Regions from separate parts of the Homo sapiens genome. Here regions 1, 2, 4 and 5 are each linked to region 3. The links are chromatin contacts, found by Hi-C or POLR2A ChIA-PET in ENCODE. All regions are on one chromosome and are shown on one strand. Each heading gives the region's core, a stretch centred on a gene start or an enhancer-like site at or near the end of the contact. The rest is flanking DNA. Distances are from core to core; before and after follow the strand shown. Region 1 holds the start of RPS17 (ribosomal protein S17). Region 2 holds the start of ARID3B (AT-rich interaction domain 3B). Region 3 holds the start of MORF4L1 (mortality factor 4 like 1). Region 4 overlaps MPI (mannose phosphate isomerase). Region 5 holds the start of SIN3A (SIN3 transcription regulator family member A).

The links. A loop is a pair of places that touch in the nucleus more often than their neighbours do. ChIA-PET counts read pairs that join two places held with the same protein, here RNA polymerase II (POLR2A). Pooled maps may share reads with other maps.
Region 1: a map of naive thymus-derived CD4-positive, alpha-beta T cell shows a loop between it and region 3 (19-fold over the local background). The contact joins the promoter of RPS17 here to the promoter of MORF4L1 in region 3. A Hi-C loop is called at or near these places in 1 of 168 maps with a recorded cell type or tissue (naive thymus-derived CD4-positive, alpha-beta T cell) and 6 of 50 pooled maps. POLR2A ChIA-PET finds 5 or more read pairs at or near these places in 1 of 52 experiments (BJ).
Region 2: a loop to region 3 is called in a map of CD8-positive, alpha-beta T cell, with 20 times the contacts of the local background. The contact joins the promoter of ARID3B here to the promoter of MORF4L1 in region 3. A Hi-C loop is called at or near these places in 2 of 168 maps with a recorded cell type or tissue (CD4-positive, alpha-beta T cell and CD8-positive, alpha-beta T cell) and 6 of 50 pooled maps. POLR2A ChIA-PET finds 5 or more read pairs at or near these places in 1 of 52 experiments (A673).
Region 4: POLR2A ChIA-PET joins it to region 3 with 10 read pairs in AG04449. The contact joins the enhancer-like site here to the promoter of MORF4L1 in region 3. POLR2A ChIA-PET finds 5 or more read pairs at or near these places in 3 of 52 experiments (AG04449, CD8-positive, alpha-beta memory T cell and Panc1).
Region 5: a loop to region 3 is called in a map of CD8-positive, alpha-beta T cell, with 6 times the contacts of the local background. The contact joins the promoter of SIN3A here to the promoter of MORF4L1 in region 3. A Hi-C loop is called at or near these places in 2 of 168 maps with a recorded cell type or tissue (CD4-positive, alpha-beta memory T cell and CD8-positive, alpha-beta T cell), 1 of 37 single-sample maps with no recorded cell type and 11 of 50 pooled maps. POLR2A ChIA-PET finds 5 or more read pairs at or near these places in 5 of 52 experiments (CD4-positive, alpha-beta T cell, Caco-2, T-cell and 2 more).

Annotation. Positions count from the first base shown.
Region 1 is chr15:82,537,877-82,541,706 of GRCh38, reverse strand. RPS17 (ribosomal protein S17) reads left to right here and starts at 1,250. Exons shown (of 5, transcript NM_001021.6): 1 at 1,250-1,281; 2 at 1,575-1,726; 3 at 2,722-2,827; 4 at 3,336-3,401. The coding sequence starts at 1,279. RefSeq lists an enhancer at 393-894 and silencers at 1,014-1,113, 1,124-1,243.
Region 2 is chr15:74,538,969-74,542,827 of GRCh38, reverse strand. It overlaps ARID3B (AT-rich interaction domain 3B), which reads right to left and starts at 1,608. Exons shown (of 9, transcript NM_006465.4): 1 at 1,498-1,608. It overlaps LOC124903528 (a long non-coding RNA gene), which reads left to right and starts at 1,740. Exons shown (of 2, transcript XR_007064719.1): 1 at 1,740-1,930. RefSeq lists enhancers at 613-672, 2,023-2,172, 1,747-2,288, 2,223-2,352 and silencers at 662-846, 1,363-1,722.
Region 3 is chr15:78,871,046-78,875,031 of GRCh38, reverse strand. MORF4L1 (mortality factor 4 like 1) reads right to left here and starts at 2,142. Exons shown (of 12, transcript NM_006791.4): 1 at 1,975-2,142. The coding sequence starts at 2,014. RefSeq lists silencers at 530-639, 1,641-1,700, 2,111-2,370 and enhancers at 1,291-1,530, 924-1,555.
Region 4 is chr15:74,899,588-74,903,223 of GRCh38, reverse strand. It overlaps MPI (mannose phosphate isomerase), which reads right to left. Exons shown (of 8, transcript NM_002435.3): 8 at 1,005-3,636. It overlaps FAM219B (family with sequence similarity 219 member B), which reads left to right. Exons shown (of 5, transcript NM_020447.5): 5 at 438-3,232. The coding sequence ends at 605. Among named protein-coding and RNA genes, the nearest start is that of FAM219B, 5.4 kb to the left of the region's middle. Within about 2 kb of position 1,488, at least 5 of the 41 ENCODE cell types and tissues checked have a DNase peak (open chromatin) inside an H3K27ac peak, as active enhancers do.
Region 5 is chr15:75,450,394-75,454,231 of GRCh38, reverse strand. SIN3A (SIN3 transcription regulator family member A) reads left to right here and starts at 2,542. Exons shown (of 21, transcript NM_001145358.2): 1 at 2,542-2,809. RefSeq lists enhancers at 1-47, 1,127-1,658, 1,888-1,937, 3,648-3,777, 3,205-3,838 and 3 more and silencers at 2,578-2,677, 2,898-3,397.

The sequences.
Region 1 (3,830 bases), core at 1-2,500, 3.7 Mb before region 3:
AATCGCTTGAACTTGGGAGGCAGAGGTTGCAGTGAGCCGAGATCGCGCCACTGCACTCCAGCCTGGGCGACAGCAAGACTCCGTCTCAAAAACAAAAACAAAAACAAAAACCCTGATCTTTCACTTCGGGCCTGACAGCAGCTTGACTGGAAGTTTGCTCCCGCAGTTCTGAGATTCTGGCCTTTTCTTTTGTCCCATTGGTACTTTTTGCTGCCAGGGTTTCCTGTCCTTCAGGTTTCCATCCCCAATCAGTTGAGAGTCCGACTGGAGTACCCAAGGTGCGTTGAGGAATGAGGCACAGCCCTGGGCTTAACTCATCCAGCCTGGCCAGCTCAGCCTTCCCCTGTCAGGTGGGAGCCTAGGATTGCTGTCAGCCCAGGGAGCAGAGTTGGAAGAAGGGGGCAGGGCCCTACCTAGGCTGCGGCCCATCGGGGCAGCCTGCGCTGGTGGCTTCGGAAGGCCCTGGTTTGAGGATGGGTGCGGCAGGAACAGCCTGAAGATAGTGGATGGAGAAGGTACCTGAGGTGTTGGGAGCTCTGCTGGTGAGCTGGGCCCTTCACGTCAATGTTAGAGGTTGTTACGTGCTAGGCGCTGTTCAAGCACTGGGAATTAGCTAAACAAAATGACCATTACTGTCATGGAGCTCACCCCTAGTTGAGAAAAATAAGCCGAATCACACGGCAAGTGCTAGGAAATATAAGCAGGGATAGTGAGGGAGTTATTTTACCTAAGTTTGAAGGGAAAGCCCTCTGATAAGGCGACATTTGAGCAAAGGCCCGGAAGAAATGAGATACGTCTCGCCCAGTCGCACCCTGTCTCTACCTGACAAGTCTCCGGCCCGCGGACTGAGTGGGGGACCTGGGCGGCCGCCATCCCCCACTTCCTCATTGTTCCACGGCCCTGGATCGCCTTCTTTTCTCGGTCCTCCCGAGGACCGGATGCTTCTCCTCTCCCTGGCGTGTGTGGAAGAGATGGACGCTACGCTAGAGCACATCGCACGGGCGGTCCCATTAAAAATCAGATGGGGGAGAGAAGCGAGCCCAAGTCAACCGAGGGGAGCGGGGAGCGGAAAGGGAGGAGCCGTCGGGGGCGGGACAGACACCCTGCCCACCGGAGGGGCGCGCCACCGCCGCCCCCGCTCCACTCCGCCAGGGGGCGCTGTGTGGCTCCCGAGTAGGCTCAGAGCGACCGTGGCCGGGCGGAAGCGGCTTTCTGGCCTAAGCTTTAACAGGCTTCGCCTGTGCTTCCTGTTTCCTCTTTTACCAAGGACCCGCCAACATGGTAGGTGTTTTGGCTCGAGGCCGCCATCCTCCACAATCGTCCCCCATCTGCAGCTTCCCGCGGTCCTCAGCCCACAGAGAGGCCCTGGGCCGGGAAGGCGCAGAGCCCTGTCAGGCTGGAGCGCAACGGGCCGGCGGCTTCCGCATTAAGCCCGGCGCCCGGCACTGTTTAGCCGGGCCCTCTCCGGCTCAGCGCAGCCGGCGGTCCCCAACCACACCGGCCGGGGCTCGGCGCCGCACTCTTCCCAGAAGGTTGCGCTGGCTCGTGAGTGATCCTGTCCTCTCCACCCGCAGGGCCGCGTTCGCACCAAAACCGTGAAGAAGGCGGCCCGGGTCATCATAGAAAAGTACTACACGCGCCTGGGCAACGACTTCCACACGAACAAGCGCGTGTGCGAGGAGATCGCCATTATCCCCAGCAAAAAGCTCCGCAACAAGATAGCAGGGTGAGTCGGGCCTTCCTCGGCCTCCGGGGCTCCGCGATCTGTTTGTGTGCTCTGCCGCCCTCCGACTCGGGAAGAGACGGTGCCTTGGTGGTTTCGTTAGCCTGAGACTCCCTGGTGTCCCGGAGAAGGGCTAGAGCTCTGCGTGTGCAGGATTTCTGTTGTGAACTTAGGCCTGTGTCATGACTGGCCGCGGTGACCCTGGGTCGAAGGTAGCCACCGTCAGACCTCTTGCTTTGAAGCTACGTTGCTTTTAGTTGTCAACTTTTTTCTTTCTTTTTTTTCTTTTTTTTTTGAGACGGAATCTTGCCCTGGCGCCCAGGCTAGAGTGCAGTGGCGCCATCTCGGCTCACTGCAACCTCCGTCTCCCGGGTTCAAGCGATTGTCATGCCTCAGCCTTCCCAGTAGCTGGGATTAGAGGCACGTGCTACCACACTCGGCTAATTTTTGTATTTTTAGTAGACAACAGGGTTTCACAATGTTGACCAGGCTGGTCTCGAACACCTGACCTCAAGCGATCCGCCCGCCTCGGCCTCCCAAATTGCTGGGATTACAGGCGTGAGCCACCTCGCCCGGCTGGATGTCAACTTCTAATGCTTACTTCACAGTTGCAGTTACTGTTCGAGAGATTTATAGGCATATGGCCTGGAAGAATAGTGCCAAAGTCAACGTATTAATTGCCAAGTTATGTGAATTTGAAATTGGAAGAAAATGAAGGCTGTGAAGGGTCGTGAAACTGCGGGGCGGGGCGGGGCGAGTTGGGGGTGGGGCGCTTGATCATCATGAAGGAGAGTTTGAATAGAGAGTGAGAAACCAAGGGGAAGGAATGCTCAGGCCAGTGGAGGTTCTATGTGTAGGAGGTCCCAGGATAGTGAGTCCTCTTCCTTCTCACTGTGGAAAAGAACTAAAGCGGGTATTTATATATGCACATGTGCTCAGTACCAGGTGGGAGTTGATTTGTCTTCTCACTGTTCTCTTTGGCTGTGTGTGCTTTGTAGTTATGTCACGCATCTGATGAAGCGAATTCAGAGAGGCCCAGTAAGAGGTATCTCCATCAAGCTGCAGGAGGAGGAGAGAGAAAGGAGAGACAATTATGTTCCTGAGGTAAACTTTCTGGATATTTGGGCTTCTGGCTAATCCTCAAATGATAAAGCTATGGGTTCTTGGCTTCCAAAGGGACCTCAGCTGAATCTGAGACCTTTAATCCATACATTCCATAACCAGCTGTGGGTGCCCATAGGCCCCCTACCAGTTTCTTAGCCTCCATTCTGCTCTTCTGGAACCAGTTAAGTCTATTCCATATTTCATGAGAGCCCTTAATGTTGATTTGATGACTGCTGTCGTGGCTCGATTGTTTGCCCCTAATATAGTATTCTTTGGTGTAAACACAGACTTCAAGTGTTCTGAATACTGAATGAGGGCATGGGAAGGTAAGGCCAGAAGAACAGGTCATCGGGGTCTGTAATACTGTAAGAGACTGCTCACCTTGTGAGAGGAATGCTATCCTTGTGCAGCTCCTCTTCCCCATATTTAAGAACCTGGGGAGAGGAGGAGGAGAGGTGAGTGATAATCTCATTGATTGGTATTTTGACCCTACCTCGTTTCCTTGTAGGTCTCAGCCTTGGATCAGGAGATTATTGAAGTAGATCCTGACACTAAGGAAATGCTGAAGCTTTTGGTAAGTGTTTGCTGGATTCCTAAAGTGGTATTTTCCTGGTCAAAAACCATCAGTAGGTCTTATTATCCAAGGTCACCCAGCTAGTAAGTGGCAGAGTTGGGAATCCCATCTAAACTTGTAGCCACTAAACTGGACTGCTTTCATAAGGGGTGTAGCGGAAGTTGTGTGCATTGAGTTAGTTCGCCACAAGATCATGATTCCCAAATCTAGTGGCTTCCAGGACACCTTTTCTCTCTTGGCTGCTTCTGTTCTTGGTTTTATAGCTGGCTTACGTTGCCCCCTTTGTGTCAGCCCTGGCTGAATCTGCCTGCTTTTCTTCTGTGAAGGCATTCCTTTGGTGTCTCCATGCTAACCACTCAGAAATGAGCTTTGGTCCATTTCCAGGTACATACAAGGCACTACTTAGGTAGTTCACGAGTATCTTCATTG
Region 2 (3,859 bases), core at 359-2,858, 4.3 Mb after region 3:
ACCCCCAACAAACTTCACTTGAGTTATGTTTCTTCAGCAAGTCTCCATAACTGAATGGATTACTATGCAAGGGCAATTTTAGGTGAACAGGACTTGCAACATGGCGTACAATTTTGTCATCACATGAAAGAAGCTGCACTGCACATGTTGGGACTTGATATCTGCATTGTTCCAGTGTTTTAGGATTGGGTCGAAAGACAAAAAACAAAGTGTCTTTAGTATCTTCAAAAATTCACGGAGAAGTAATCACATCTTCAGCAATAAAAACTGCTTGGATTTAAGATTTTTTCCAGGTTAGAGTAAAAAAGGGTACAATTTTTAAAGCTAGGCCAATTAGTAGAGATTAAAAATTCTCATTTTCTGTTTATCTTATAGCCCTGTTTGTGCCTTTTGTGTTCTGTGAAAGATTCGCATTCCAATTTGCCTCTTACTGCCTTTACTTCCTCTCTTGGCACTTCAGAAAGTGTGAGTTACGCTTGCAGCAATACTTTCATTCTGCTTTAGCTCTTCTTACAGTGTAAAAAAGCATGACAAGATTTACATCCACATTAAATTCAGTTGGCAAAAGTGTTCATTTAAAATGAAAACAATTTGGGTCAAAGAAAATTACAGAATAAAGCAAATAATTCGGTGTTCATTTTAAATGTCCTCATAGTCATTACAGTCAATCAATCACGATCGGAATAACTTCTCAACCAAGTCCTGCCAGTCACTGAACAACTGCTTCTTGTCTTGTGGCACCATCTTCTCTGAATGCTGTCCCCAGCAGAGGGGGAGGTGTCCCTCCCACAGCCTCTTATAGTAAGACTGAGATGACTCAGTTCTACAACTCAATACACACACCCTCCCCCAAAGAGCCCATTTTCCCGCAGTCCCTAAGCAGCCAGCGATCCAAACAATGCCACCTGCCTACATTTGGAGAACTTATGTCTCAAATCTAAACCTCTTCATCCCTTCACACGGGCCCCTCCCCCATTTCCCCTAAAGTTCCCGGACCACCAAGCCGGGTACAACGGACTACCTGCAGCTTTGAACCCGGCCTGCTGACCATTCCCCTGCTTTTGCTGCCGGATTCTTTTGGCCCCGGGCCCCTGTAAGCCCCACAGCCCACCTTCCCGGTCACCCCTGCACGCCTCCCCCCATTCTTTATTCACCTCCCCCCATTCAGCCCTATCATTTTTACCTCTACCAACCCTCCCAGCCAATCCGCTGGCTCTTCCGATGGCCCCCGCCCCACCTATCTGCGCGCCCACTCAGCTCCAGGGCCCCTCACCCTTCTCATCGCTTTATCTCAAACGCTTTATCTCAAATGCCCTAATGGGCACAGGGCGCTCGGGGCTCCCGCGGCGCTCTCACTTTCCTTCGCGGTCCCCGCGCCCCCGACTCGCGCATTCCCCTCTCTCTCTACACCTGCCTCGGCTCCTGGCCTCGGCCCCTCCACCTGTCGCAGCCTCCTCTCCCGCCATGCCTGAGGGAGCCCGGACCCGGGCCACTTACCTGTGCGGGGCACTCCGGGTTTTCGGGCGGCGGAGGAGGCGGCAGCTCAGGCCCCGGCGCGGCAGCTGCGTCTCGGACTCCTCCGCAGCCGGGGGCCACAGCCGGGGCGGGGCCCGCACCGGAAGCGGCGCCGCGGGGCTGGACCGCCAGCCAGGGGCGGGGGCGGGGGCGGGGCGGGGCCACAGGGGGCGGGGCGGGACCGAAGCCGGAAGCTGCTAGAAAGGGACCGGGGGGCGGGGTGGGACGAGGCGGAAGTGACTCCTACGGACCGCGCAGCCCGACTGAGTTGTGGGAGGAAGCGAATGGAAGCGGGCGGAAGCCTCGGCCAATGGCAAAGTGCGGACACAGAGGGGTTCCGGTGTGAGCACTTCCGCGGGGAGTTGAAAAGAGCTGGGCGGGAGATCGTGTTCTCCGAGCGTTTTCTATTGCGGAGGTTGGTGTGGCTTGGGCGGTTGGCTGGGAGGAAAGTAACTAAAGAGCAGAGGAGTGTAGGGTTTGCCGTCGCTTCGGTCCCCTCCTCAATCTCCTGCCTTCAAGCCGGTCTTCCTCAGAGGTTCTCGTGTTTAGATCAGCTTGTCTCTAAACTTCTCCGCTCCTTCCTGGGACAGAGACCTGGCTGTCCCGAGAATGTTGCGTCCCTTGAAACTTTCTCACATGAATTAGTATTCTCAGGTCTCAGTTTGCAGAGGTCGGGATTATGTGCCAGGTGCTGTCACCTCTTGTAAAAACACTTGCTTCTTCAGCCCTTCCCCTTAGACTCTGTCACCTACTTCACCCCGTTTGGAGATAATCTGCCGATCTGTGTATCCAGCTCCTTGTCTGTCTCCCGTCTGACCATCTTTGATAATTTCAGAGCCTATGTGGCCAACCCATTCAACATCGGGCCTCGTCTTTAGCGACCCTTATATCAGCCTCCCAATCCCAGTTAAAACCTGGACCTTGTCCCTCCAAACGCTATCGCGTCACGACTCAGTAATTTGAACAACCCTCTTTTCAACCACAGCCTGCTATTCTCTCAGCTTGACTACTTTTGAATTATAGGCCTGATGCAGTAGCTCACGCCTGTAATTTCAGCACTTTGGAAGGCTGAGGCAGGCGAATCTCTTGGGCCCAGTAGTTGGAGAGCAGCCTGGGCAACAAGGCGATACCCCATCTCTACAAAAAATACAAAGTTTAATGAGGCGTTTTGGCGCATGCCTGTGGTCCCATCTACTCGGAAGGCTGAGGTGGGAGATCACCTGAGCCCAGGAGAGGCGGAGGTTGCAGTGAGCCATGATTGTGCCACTGCACTCCAGCCTGGGTGACAGAGACACTGTTCCCCCCCCCCAAAAAAAATAGAATTACAGCATAACTGTTATTACTGTTATTTCACTTTTTTTTTTTAGAAGGAGTCTTGCTCTGTCGCCCAGGCTGGAGTGCAGTGGCGCAACCTCAGCTCACTGCAACCTCCGCCTCCTGGGTTCAAGCAATTCTACTGCCTCAGCCTCTCGAGTAGCTAGGATTACAGGTGTGCGCCACCAAGCCAGCTAATTTTTGCATTTTTAGTAGAGACAGGTTTCGCCATGTTGGCCAGGCTGGTCTCGAAGTCCTGAACTCAGGTGATCCGCTCGCCTCGGCCTCCCATAGTGCTGGGATTACAGGCGTAAGCCACTGCACCCGGCCTGTTCTTTCACTTTATCAGAGCAGAGCATCTAATCGGTTGAAAGCCTCTACTTTATCTCTTATACATTAATCCCCTCTTCACTTCCTTCCTTATCCATTTTAGATTCAGTGGTACATTAATACAGTCCTGCCCCTACTTAATCTTAATCCCACCACAACACTCCTTTTTCCCCAACGAAATCCCTCACCCTGGATGGACCTATGTGTTTCTCCTTGCTTGTACCTTGTCATAGAAAGTTGTCCTGTTGCTGGGCGTGGTGGCTCATGCCTGTAATCCCAACACTTTGGGAGGCCGAGGTGGGCGGATCACGAGGTCAGGAGTTAGAAACCAGCCTGGCCAATATGGTGAAACCCCGTCTCTACTAAAAATACAAAAATTAGCTGGGTGTGGTGGCGCATGCCTGTAGTCCCAGCTACTGGGGAGGCTGAGGCAGAAGAATCGCTTGAACCTGGACGGCGGAGGTTGCAGTTAGCCGAGATCACGCCACTGCACTCCAGTCTGGGTGACAGAGCAAGATTTCATCTCAAAAACAAAAAAATTGTCCTGTTGAGGCCGAGCACGATGGCTCATGCCTGTAATCCCAGCACTTTGGGAGTCCGAGGCGGGTGGATCACCTGAGGTCAGGAGTTTGAGACCAGCCTGACCAACATGGTGAAACCCTGTCTACTAAAAATACAAAAATTAGCCGGGCGTGGTGGT
Region 3 (3,986 bases), core at 893-3,392:
AAATAAGAATGCGATAACTGAAAACATCTTCCATAACTGTAATGTTGAGATATGAAAATATACTGAAAATGCTAATGTGGTGGTTTTTTTCGGGGTTTAGGGGGAGCAATTACACTGTTAATTGAAATACTAAACTTGGGAGATAGAAAAAAAAATCTTCCTCAATTTCACGCACCGTCTCAATTAATGCACTGACTCTAGATTAAGAATATCTGCTCTAAAATGTCTAGTAAAATAATGAACCCATAGGAGGTAGAGTCAACAGCTTCTCAAGGTGAGAGAGGGGTATTAAAAGTCACACGGCCGAGAGCGATGCCTCACGCCCGTTAACCCCCCACAACTTTGGGAGGCCGAGGCGGGTGGATCGCTCAAGCCCAGGAGTTCGAGACCAGCCTGGGCAACATGAAACCCCGTCTCTACCAAAAATACAAAAAAAAAAAAAAAAAAAGAAAGAAAAAGAAAAGAAAAAACAAAAACCCTAAAAAACAAAACAGAACAAAACAAAACTTAGCCGGACGTGATGGCGCGCGTCTGTGATCCCAGCTACTTGGGAGGCTCGCTTTAGCCCGGGTGGGGGGCAGAGGTGAGCCGAGATAGCGTCACTGCACTACAGCCTGGGTGACAAACATCGTCTCAAAAATACAAACAAAAAAAGTCACTCATTAACAAAATACCCCTAAAACCTCCTTAAATATTCCATAAACTTAAAATACGCAGTACTACGGTTTGAGGTTTACGGCTCTAAAAGGAATTCTAATGCAAGTCTAAAAACCCCTAGAACAAAAATCGTACGCATGTAGACATCGTATTTACGGTAACTAGCATAAATTTCCATAGCAATGAAAAGGAATGTTAAAGTGTTCCTCCTTTCTCAACAGGACTTTACTTCCTTTTTAGCTATTAGACCTCCACCTTATTATACGTTAACTGAAGCGTTGTGAAAATTTAAAGAGCTGCCTTCCACTGGGAGTCAGTCTAACCTTACCCAAAACTCATGTCAATCGAAAACCAATTAATAAAAAGAAATTCAACTTTCAAGTCATTGTTAAACACTGCAACTAATCAAACAATTACTGCATTTAAAAAATGACGTCGAGGCAATGGGACTTACAAATGCAAACGGCGTCAACACTGCATTCAGATCATTTTTATTTACTTTTTACGAGCAACTGCAAAGCGAGAGCTCACTCACATTACCATAGGATCTCGGCACTGCGCCCAAGAATAGCAGAGTGATGCCTCCAGGCAACACAAAGCGGAGGAAAACGCTCATCTCACTTTTTTTTTTCTGTCCCCACCCACCACTCTGTGGTATGCGGAGGGCCCCGGCAACCTTCTGGTCGTCGTGGAAGGGGGCGCTGCATCTGCCCGTAAGCTGTGCCTCCATACGGGACCGAGACGCCGGCGGCCATGATGGCGCCGCCATCTTGCAACGGCCATTTTACAACGCACTTCTCCCGCCCCGTGGCGCCAAACCCACCCCCATCCGCAGCTGAGTTGCCACCGAACGCAACCACCCCGGGGCTCCAGGAAGCACCGAAAAACCCGTCGTAGCTGCCCAAGCGGCCGGGCGCGCCGCAGGACCGCCCGAAACAGCCACCGCCCCTCCCCCCCCGCCGCCACATCACTTCCCCTAACCGCCGCCATGGCGCTCCCGTCGCCTCCCTACAATAGGCTGCTCTCTCCGCGCCCTCTTCCTCAGAACAATAACAAACACTTGACGAGGGTGTGCCACGCGCCAAACGCTCTCTCTCCCACTCTAACGCCTGCGCAGCACTCTCGCTTCACAAAGCGCTTTCTCACAATGACGCACCGGAATTGCCATCCGCAATGCGCTTTCCCCGCACAAAGCACTGACCGCCGCCTTCTCAGGGCGCAGCCCGCGCCGCCCCCGGCCCTCAAGCCTCAATCACCTCGAGCCCGCCTCTATCTCCTGCGCCGTTAGGTGCCTTTTTCCCAAAGGCGCACACTCACCCTCCTGGAATTTAGGCTTCGGGTCCTGCTTCGGCGCCATTTATAAGTGATTCGCCGCCTCCTCCTTCTCCCACCACCCCCGACTACCGCCCCCTACTCTCTACCCCACCCAACTCCGCGTCAGACGCGCCGTCAGGCACTGCCAGCTCTACATCCTGGGCCGGATTTGCCAGCGCCCGCAGACCTCACAGCACCGCGACCCGCGCAGCCGCTGCTCCAGCCAACGACAGCCCGCCGCGCACGCGCCCCTGCGCCCGCGCCGCCCCAGGGCACGCCGGGACTGGTAGTTCGGAGTCGGTGGAGGCGCCCCCCCCCCCCCCCCGGGTGGGGGAGGGGCCGGCTACCCTACCCCACCCCACCCCCGCTTCTCTCTCCATGCCCCCGGCTGCTGCGGGTTGGTAAAGCGGGGATTTGATTTCGTGGGAGGTTAAGGCGGAGCTGGCGATGGGGGAGAGTGGGGGTGGTGAGCCACCAGTGATAATAGAATGGGAAAGGCCCAGTTGCGACGTCCCTTGGGCAAATAAGCCCCCGTTGATGTTGAAGTAGTCGGAGAGAATAGGGCTGGCTCGGAAACCTACATTCAATAGCATTCCGCTAGTTTTTGCATAGAAAGGCTTTAGGATCAGCAAGAGGGTGGGAACTGGGGTCCGCTTCTGGAAGCTTCGTTGTTTAGCAACCCCACTGCGGAGCCTATTTGGTGGGATTGATAGCCATTTGTTGGCTCCTAGGTCTACCTCCTCTTCTCCAGCCCAGCCTTGCGGAAATGAGGATGATGACGTGGGAAACACTAGTCACGCTTTAGCTTTTTGAGATAATGGAGCTCTGCTTTCTGAAAAAGGCTAGTGTGAATATGTCAACGTCTGTATTCCGTACCTGCCCTGTTTGTGCTTCTTGTCACTCTAAACAAACGGATTTCTTCAATATTATACCTTTTTTTTTTTTTCTGAGATGGAGTGTCGCTCCGTTGCCCAGACTGGAGTGCAGTGGCGCGATCTCTGCTTACTGCAGCCTTCGCCTCCCAGGTTCAATCGATTCTCCTGCCTCAGCCTCCGGAGTAGCTGGGATTACAGGCATGTGCCACCACGCCCAGCTAATTTTTGTATTTTTAGTAGATACTGGGTTTCACCATGTTGGCCAGGCTGGTCTGGAACTCCTGACCTCGTGATCCGCCCGGTTTGGCCTTCCAAAGTTCTGGGATTACAGGCGTGAGCCACCGTGCCTGGCCTAAACAAACGGATTTATGTCGTTCCCTGTTCAAAAACAACTTTGTTGGCTAAGCTGCAAAATAGCACCATTTCCGTCAGTTTATTGTGAGAATTACATATACGGGCTTAGCGCGGTACCCAACAATGAATAAGTGCTCAATGAACTTTAGACGATAAATCTCAAAGTCCTTAGCCTGGTATTTAAATCCTTCCACAAACAGCCCTTAGCCTACCTGCATCCCCTATGTAAACCTTTATCCTCCTACGCAAACCTTTGTCTCCATGACTTTTCTTTTTTTTTTTTTTCTTTCTGAGACGGAGTTTCCCTCTTATTAACCAGGCTGTAGTGCAAAGGCGCGATCTCAGCTCACTGCAACCTCTGCCTCCCAGGTTCAAGCGATTCTCCTGCCTCAGCCTCCCGAGTAGCTGGGATTACAGGCATGTGACACCACACCGGGCTAATTTTTGTGTTTTTGTAGAGATGGGGTTTCTTCATGTTAGTCAGGCTGGTCTTGAACTCCCGACCTTAGGTGACCCGCTGGCCTCGGCCTCCCAGAGTGCTGGGATTACAGGCGTGAGCCACTGCGCCCAGCCTGTCTCCATGGCTTTTCTAAGCCCTCCCCTGCCCGGGTTCCACACCCCACCAATTCCGGGCCCCTCTCCATTTATCTGACTTCCATTTCTCCTTCAGTCTTTTTAACACAACCCCTTCTCTGACAACAGAAACCCACAAAAACCTTCCTTATTCCAGTTGAATATACACCATCTTGTCACGACTACTTCTCGCAAGCTTGTCCAACCTGTCTT
Region 4 (3,636 bases), core at 239-2,738, 4.0 Mb after region 3:
AGCAGTGTGTAGACAAAGCTGCTCACCACCCCCTTCCACTGTAACCCATGCTCTACTACGCTAGCCCATTGTTCTGTTATTATCCCATATTCTTCAGCTTTGATAGGGACTAGTCTGGGCTCCCAGTGGGAACTGTCAGAGCACTGATTTTCAAACATATTGGGAACTCGATATTTACATGAATGCCTCAGGATTTAGTGAGAACAGATCCCTGGGGGTCAGTGACAGTGAAGTCTGGACAGTACTAAGGCTTACTGCTGGCTGAGGCACAAGTAGGAGAAGGTGGTACTTCCTCCTGTAGTCCAGGGATGTGTGGGGTTGGCCTGGGGTGGGACATGGACAGGAAGCCCTGGTAACGGAATGTGGTTCTGTCTTTTGGGTAGCAGTTACTTCTGCTTTGCATCTTGGCCTATAGTTCCCTCCTCTCCTTCTCTTAGCAGGTGAACCAGGATGTGAGCCGGCAGCTGCTTCAGGATGGGTATCACCTGGATGAGATTCCAGATGACGAGGACTTGGACCTCATCCCCCCTAAGCCCATGGCCTCTTCAACATGCTCCTGCTGCTGGTGCTGTCTTGGGGACTCTTCTTCCTGTACCCTCCAGTAGACATTACCCTCCAAGGTGGGCCCTGCTCACCATGAGGCCTACAGAGCCCTGTTGGCCACTCATAGCTCACACAGTGCAGTGAGCACTGAAGTCACTGACCCCTAGAAAGTGACCTGCAGGTAGCCCTTACCTGTTGCTTCTCAGGCCAGAGGCCCCCATCTGGGCTGTGGGCTGATAGGTAGAATTCTGTAGTTTTCCTCTGCTGTTGGAGCAGAGTTTGGAGAAGTCACTTTAATAAGGGCAAGACAGAAAATTCTGGTTCTTATGGTGGGTGACAAAGGTGGCTAAGGAAAACACTTGCAGACAGCTTGATTGGTATTTGTCATAGTGCTTCAGGGAGGCAAAAAGGGAGCTCTTGTGCCCAGGCTGTGCTAGATAGTGTTGAATGGAGGCAGAAAATAGCACTTTATGGTTTATTATAGCTGGCAATCCAAAAAAGAAACTGTTTGAGACCAGTTCGAGAAATTCCGTTTGCTCTATTCTTCCTAGCTCTAAGATGGTTTGCAGGCTTGACCTTCAAGACAGCATAAAGTGAGTCCTTTTGTCCCTCTTCAGGTTGCACCTGTCTAACTATGACAGGGATCATAGCAGGTTGCTTAATGATACAGCAGGATCCTGGCTTCCAGAATCCCTGGACCTGGGGCATCCCCAACTGGTCCAACCGTCCGGGTGAGTTTAGTGATTCTGGTTTGCCCTTCCCTAGTTAGAGAAAAACTGCTCTGACATGTTCATATTTATTTATTTGTATTTCCTTGGTCTGGGTGAGTTTCTTCACCCAGTCTTTGAGCTAAAGATTAGGTCGAAGGTACTGGGGCTGGCCCCAGAAGCCTGCAGTTTTTATTATTACCAGCAGAGGGAGCTACAGGGAGCAGTCCGGTGCCTTCCTATTGTTTACTTTTTAAACTTTTGAGAAGTAGCAATGGACTCGTGAGAGTGGGTATACAGCTGTGTGGGCTTTGTCCTAGACTGAGGCTTACAGACAGGAAGGGTAAGAGAGACCTAAGCCAGCTCCTAGACCCTTGCCTGAGGAAATCAGTCCACCAGTGTAGAGGGCCTCCCTTCACTCCAGCATGGACCATTCTATTGCCAGATTCTTCTGGTCACAGCATGGGCCTTACTGGATACTCAGGATTGGGCTTTAAGCAGACCTCTGGGTGTGACACAGCCTCTTTCAGCCCCCAGCCCAAACAGCAGAAATAGGCATAATTTCTGCTGTGACACCCCCTACCCACAAATTGGAGAGTATATCTTGCTATACTCTATACCAAGCCTCTTTCTAGAATTTTTCCAACAGGTTTTGTTTTGTTTTTTGGCTTAACTCAGAACCATGGTGAGCGTTCTGCTTTGTTTTGTTGGAGACAGGGTCTCTGTCACCCAGGCTGGAGTGCAGTGGTGTAATCACAGCTCACTGCAGCCTCAACCTCCCAGGCCCAAGCAGTCCTCCCACATGGTGAGCTTTGAATGGGCATAGACAGGGTTCCCAGCCCAATAGTCGGGATTGGGGTATAGGTTCTACATGGGAAAGTATCCAGTCTCTTGCTTTACTCAGTGTCCTGTGACCACCAGAGGCATGAGAGGGACAACACACTCTTTTCGCTCTACCACAAGGGGTGACTAGAAGATGAGCAAGTCTAATAAAAAGATACGGCCTTATTTGTTATTTGTCTGACAACCATCCTTACGATGGTAATCCTGTGAGTGCCTGATGGACATCTATCTTTGTGTTTTTCTCAAACCATGGAAGGTTGAGAGGAATATACAGTATCTGGGGGCTGACTTACTCTACTAGCTAGGAGCATCACAGCAGAGAGATAGGACAGAGACCAGAGTCATGCCAGCTTGGGGTCTTGGGAAGAGAGGCAGATGGTTACTCTGTTCTGGAATGGGACTCTGCAGCTCTATGCAGTGGCCAACATTCTGAGCACTTTGTGCAAATGCTTGTAGAGCTCAAGAACATCTCCATCCAGAACCCCTTCCCCATCTGCAGAGACCATGTCCAGGCCTTTCTTGTGTCTGCAGAGGTGAAGTGCACATGTGGAAAGGGATCAAATGTAGCACAGTGTAAAGAAAGACAGCAACACAGGTAGAGGGACCCAGTGTGTGCTGGGAGGTGGCTGTGGAAGGTAAGTATAGACCTACATCTCTGTTGGGGAGGTGGTCAGGGCAGAATGGCCTGGGTGTTTAGCAGCTTCTAGGGGTGAGGGTGGCAGGACCCCAAAACCAAGGCCCTCTGCATCGTTGTTGTAATAATCAGCTCTGGCATATTCAGCTGCAACTGTCCCTGAAGAAGAGGTTTCTGAGCTGGCTGACCCCATGTAGGAGGGTGTTACCTTGTAGAAAAAGCTGGAGGGACCTGGTGGGACAGTGCAGTGAGGCAGGGTAGAAATGGTCAGTTGTTTAGGGCCAGTGGCCACATACCAAAATACCACCAATGTGCCCAGGGCCAAACTGCCTTAATTCTGAGTGCTGTGTGTTCTGCAGGTGACAGTTTCCTGAGGAGAGGGGTGTATCCAGGCTTACCTCCCAGCAGGAGTGGTACCATATGGTGTTTATGTACTACTCTATAGAACTCTTGGCTTGCACTTCTACAGCTCTGTACATTTATAAGAATAAATGCAATCACACTAGTTGAGCTGTGTCTGTGTTGCAGTGGATTTTAAAGGCCTTGGCCAGGCACAATGGCTCATGCTTGTAATCCCAGCACTTTCAGAGGCTGAGGCAAGCAAATCACAAGGTCAGGAGTTTGAGACCAACCTGACCTTACCTGGAATTGTAGATCCTGTCACCCCGTCTCTACTGAAACCCCGTCTCTACTAAAAATACAAAAACTTAGCTGGGTGTGGTGGCAGGCGCCTGTAGTCCCAGCTACTCAGGAGCTGAGGCAGAAGAATCGCTTGAACCCAGTGGGCGGAGGTTGCAGTGAGCTATCGCGCCACTGCACTCCAGCCCGGGAGACAGTGCGAGACTCCGTCTCAAAAAAATAAAAGTTAAGAATATCCTGGATATCCTGAAATGAAGAAATAGCTTAACA
Region 5 (3,838 bases), core at 1,293-3,792, 3.4 Mb after region 3:
GATGACATTCTCCCGAGCTCCGCCTATCGGGAGGCCGGGCTGGAGTTTAAGTTGCTAGGATTTTTTTTTCGCGGAGGGAGGAGGGACGGTTCTTGCGGATGACGTGAGGCGCAAGGTCCCGCCCCCGCCTCTGATTGGTGGGGCGGGTAGCCCGGCCTCCTCCGGCGGAGAGAGCTGGGAGGGGAAGTCCACCCTTGCTCCCCGCCTCCCTCCGCTCTTGAGCGCGCTCCGCACATGTGTGAGGCCCGCCTAGCTCCTTCGAACTGCCCTCCCGCCCGGAAGTCCTAGGCTCGGCGCCCTTGGCGAGGGGGGCGGGGAGAGCCGAGAAGCCACACAAAGGTTCCACCGAGGCTCGAGACCTAGTAGCCTTCGGGGTGAAGCCAGGGGATTACAGTGCGGAGTGGATTTCGGGAGCGAAACTCCGGAGGTTCTGCTGGGTTTGAGATCTGCCTTTCGGGGCCGGGGCCAAGTACTAAAGTTCTAACCCTGTCGCTTGGCTATTTCCGTGCCCCTTGACTTCCCTGAGCTTAAGCTCGAGAACTCTGCAGACGCTGCAAGTGTCTGTTCTTTCCTAGGCATGGCAGCGGCTGTCCTTAGTTGGCTGTATCTGAGACTCTGACAACCTAGTGCCCTGGCCTGGGGCCCTTAGGCGAGATCTTAGCGCAGGTGGTACCCTGTGTTCACGGGAAGTCGTGGGCGGCCTAATGCTGGCTTGGGTTCTGAGTAGTTCTTGATACCATGGTGGGAATGCCCTGTGGTACTCAGTCTAGTGGTGGAAGGCGGCGCAAAGTTAAAAGTAGCCGTGGGTCAGTTCTGCTGGAGTGCCGCTTCCTCCTAACCTCCGAGCAGTTTGGCCCTGGGGTCGCTTCGTTGGTCTGACTTATTTTTAGAGCTCTGTCCTGGGGCAGGGCTTGGCTACTGGCGAGGCTGCTCCCACCTGTCGGCTACCCTTGGAGTTCACAATTCGCTGCTGTGGTTTCGCGGCTCGAAGCCATCGCTGGAGTCAGGCCCACCTGCTGCCAGAGCTCGTTCCTGGCCGTTTCCGCTGGATTGCAGAGGGAGGACAGTGTTGGACCTAGGCGTGGGTTCCCTGGGCGTGTCCCTTGGGGTCTTAGCTCTCTGGGAGGAGGGTTCTACTTATTCGGGAGAGCGGTAACAACGTAATCCCGTCACCTCTCCTGGCGCTGAGAGAGCGCCCCCCAAAGTAAGATCAGCGTCAGGCCCACGCCCTATTTGGTGAATAAATAAAAGCAAACTAGGAATTGAAAGCACTTTGTCTCACTGTGTGTTCGAGGCACTGTTACCTACACAGAGAGGGCACAGGAACTGCTATTAACACTCCCGGCCAAGGAGAAGGTGAACAGCCGTTATCTTATGTCCCCAACTACGGAAATTTTATCCATTCTCTGAGTGTGGCATGTCCCCAATGTTAATTTATGCCGTGGCCTGTTTTGGTGTTTTCCTCTCCTTTCTCAGTTCTGAGGATGCCTCCAGATCCACCCGGGAGATCGTGAGTACCTTGTGCCTCACGCTCCGCCTTCCGGAGGCTTGCCAGGGCGGTGGCTGTTAGAGCCCGCCTCTCTTTTGGTTATCTCCGCCCTCTTAGGACTGCATATTCAGCTCTAGGGAGTTTACTTCTCCGCCTAGGTCTCCAGACCTTAGTTCTGTACTCTACTTGGCTGAAAGGAGTTGCCAGCTGCTCCGGATATTTGTGTTTACAAGGACGCAGTGTGTAGAATGTAAACTGTAAAGATAACTGGACGGAAGGATGAGTTCTCATTCTCTCATTTTTTTTGTGAGGGAGTCCTCCATGGTGGGCTGCCTTTCCTTCAAATCCTAGGATGTGGAGTCTCCGCTGATGAGCTCCGCTCCCCCTCCTATCTCGGGCCCTGGAACTCCGAGCTTCAGTCTCTAGTGTAAACATTCCACAAAAGGACTGCTAAGGTTCAGCCTCCTCGCGCAGGGTGGAATTAGCTCCTTCCTAGACGGGCGCCCTGGCCAATGGAGGGTCCTACCAGCGCCAAGATATCCAATCCGACTCTTGGGGCGGGGCCTGGCCCGGCAGTGCGGTAGGCGGAGCCTGTTTCACTTACAGACATTTTACCCCACATCGGTTACTTACCTTACTGGGGCGGTGGGAGAGCCAGGGGTAGCCTTCCAATGCGATGACCAGCGGAGGCGGGAGCCAACTTGTTAGGCCTGTGGCTGAGACGCTGCAGGGCGGGTTATGTGGTGTCCTCCAATGAGACAGGAAGAGCTTCCCTGCTTCCTCCAATAGTGTTGGGGCTCGGGGGTGGGCTTCAGCAGTCCGTCTCCAATAGGCGGGGTTGAGTTAGGGAAGCTCCCCGCCAATAGGGGCGTGGAGAAGGAGAGCGGCTCCCCCTCCCCTACCAGTCGAGGGGGAAGGGGCGGGAAAATCATAAGACAGGCCTCGGTGGTTGGCTGAGTCTTTGACGGGCGGGTATTGCGTCCTGTATTGGAACGAAGCTGAGTCTTCCCTCTGCGGGGCGGGGTCGGGGGAGTGGGCGGGATTTCCCGGGTAACAGAGAAGCGGCCGCGGCGGTAGAGGCGGCGGAGACGGTTTCTCCATCTTCCCCCCTCCCCTTCCCCCCTCGGAGTTTCCCTCCCTCCCTCCCTCCCTCCTTCCCAGTCTGGGCACCGGAGCCTGTGACCGCTTCGTTAGTGGAGAGGTAGCTGGCAGTCCGCTTCGGCGGGCCTGTGCCCCGCGCCGTTCTCGGGGCCTCCCTGCTGAGCTCGCGGCTCACGCTGAGAGGGACACGCAGTGACGAGCGGCCGAAGCAGCTTTGCGGTGAGAGCACGCTGGGCCGGGGGCCGGGCGGGAGCCTGGTGGCGGGTAACGCCGGACTCGAGGGTGTGTATTTTGGGGGGGGGGGGCTGACCTCCTCGGCTTCCCGTAGAGCAGACGGGCGGGAGGTGTGTGGTTGTGTGAGGGGGGTGGGGGGCGGAGCGGGGTAGCTCTCCGCGCGGGAGGGGGAGGAGAGCGTAGTCCCGGTGCGCGCGGAGGGGGGCGGGCTCTCGCGCCGCCGCTCAGAGGCGGGGCCGGCGCGCGCGTGCGATTGTGGAGAAAGGGGCGGGGCCGGCTTCGCGCTGAGTGCAGTTTGCGGCCGACCACCCCCTCCCCTCCTCCTGGGGTGGGCGGGGCCTCGGGCTGGCGGCCGCGCTCTGGCCTGCTGGGGTCGGGGAGGGGTAGGGGGGGGTCTCCCGCGTGTAGATTCAGGGCGCGGCAGGGAGGGGGCGTGAAGTCTGAGTTCCTCCGCCTTCTTGGGATCCGGTTGGCCGGAGGGGCCGTACTGATCCGTGATGCCACTCCCCTTGGCCGTCCCCCCCTGCACCCCGCCCAGGCCCCGGGTTTCCGCCTCCTTGGCAATGAGGAGGTGCTAGGGAAAGCCCGCTGTCGGGTCTGGCTGGGAGTCTCGGCGCCTAGATCTGCCCCGCCCTATGTCTCCGTGGGGAGGGAGGGGCACCCGCCGACTGGGAGCTGTGGAGGTGTCAGGACTTACTCTTGTGGCTGGGTCATGCCTTCTGCCTGGGGGCACAAGGGCCCTGTGCCGGAGCTGCTTTCTCCGCTTTGCTCCATGCAGCGTGTCTGGCACCGTGCAGCCAGGAGAGTGGGAGCATGGTCACCCCCACTCCCCTCTTGGTTGTAACTATTGGGGCGAAGTGCCCAAGGTCCTCTTGTAGGAGCGTGCGTGGCTGGTGCTGGAACCCTAGATCCGCGGTGGTGATGGTAGGGGAGGGGCAGGGAGTCATCAGAGACTAGAAATGTGGCGGAGGGAAAACCTTCCCTGGGGTTCCCTTGATGTTCAGTTACCGTGGC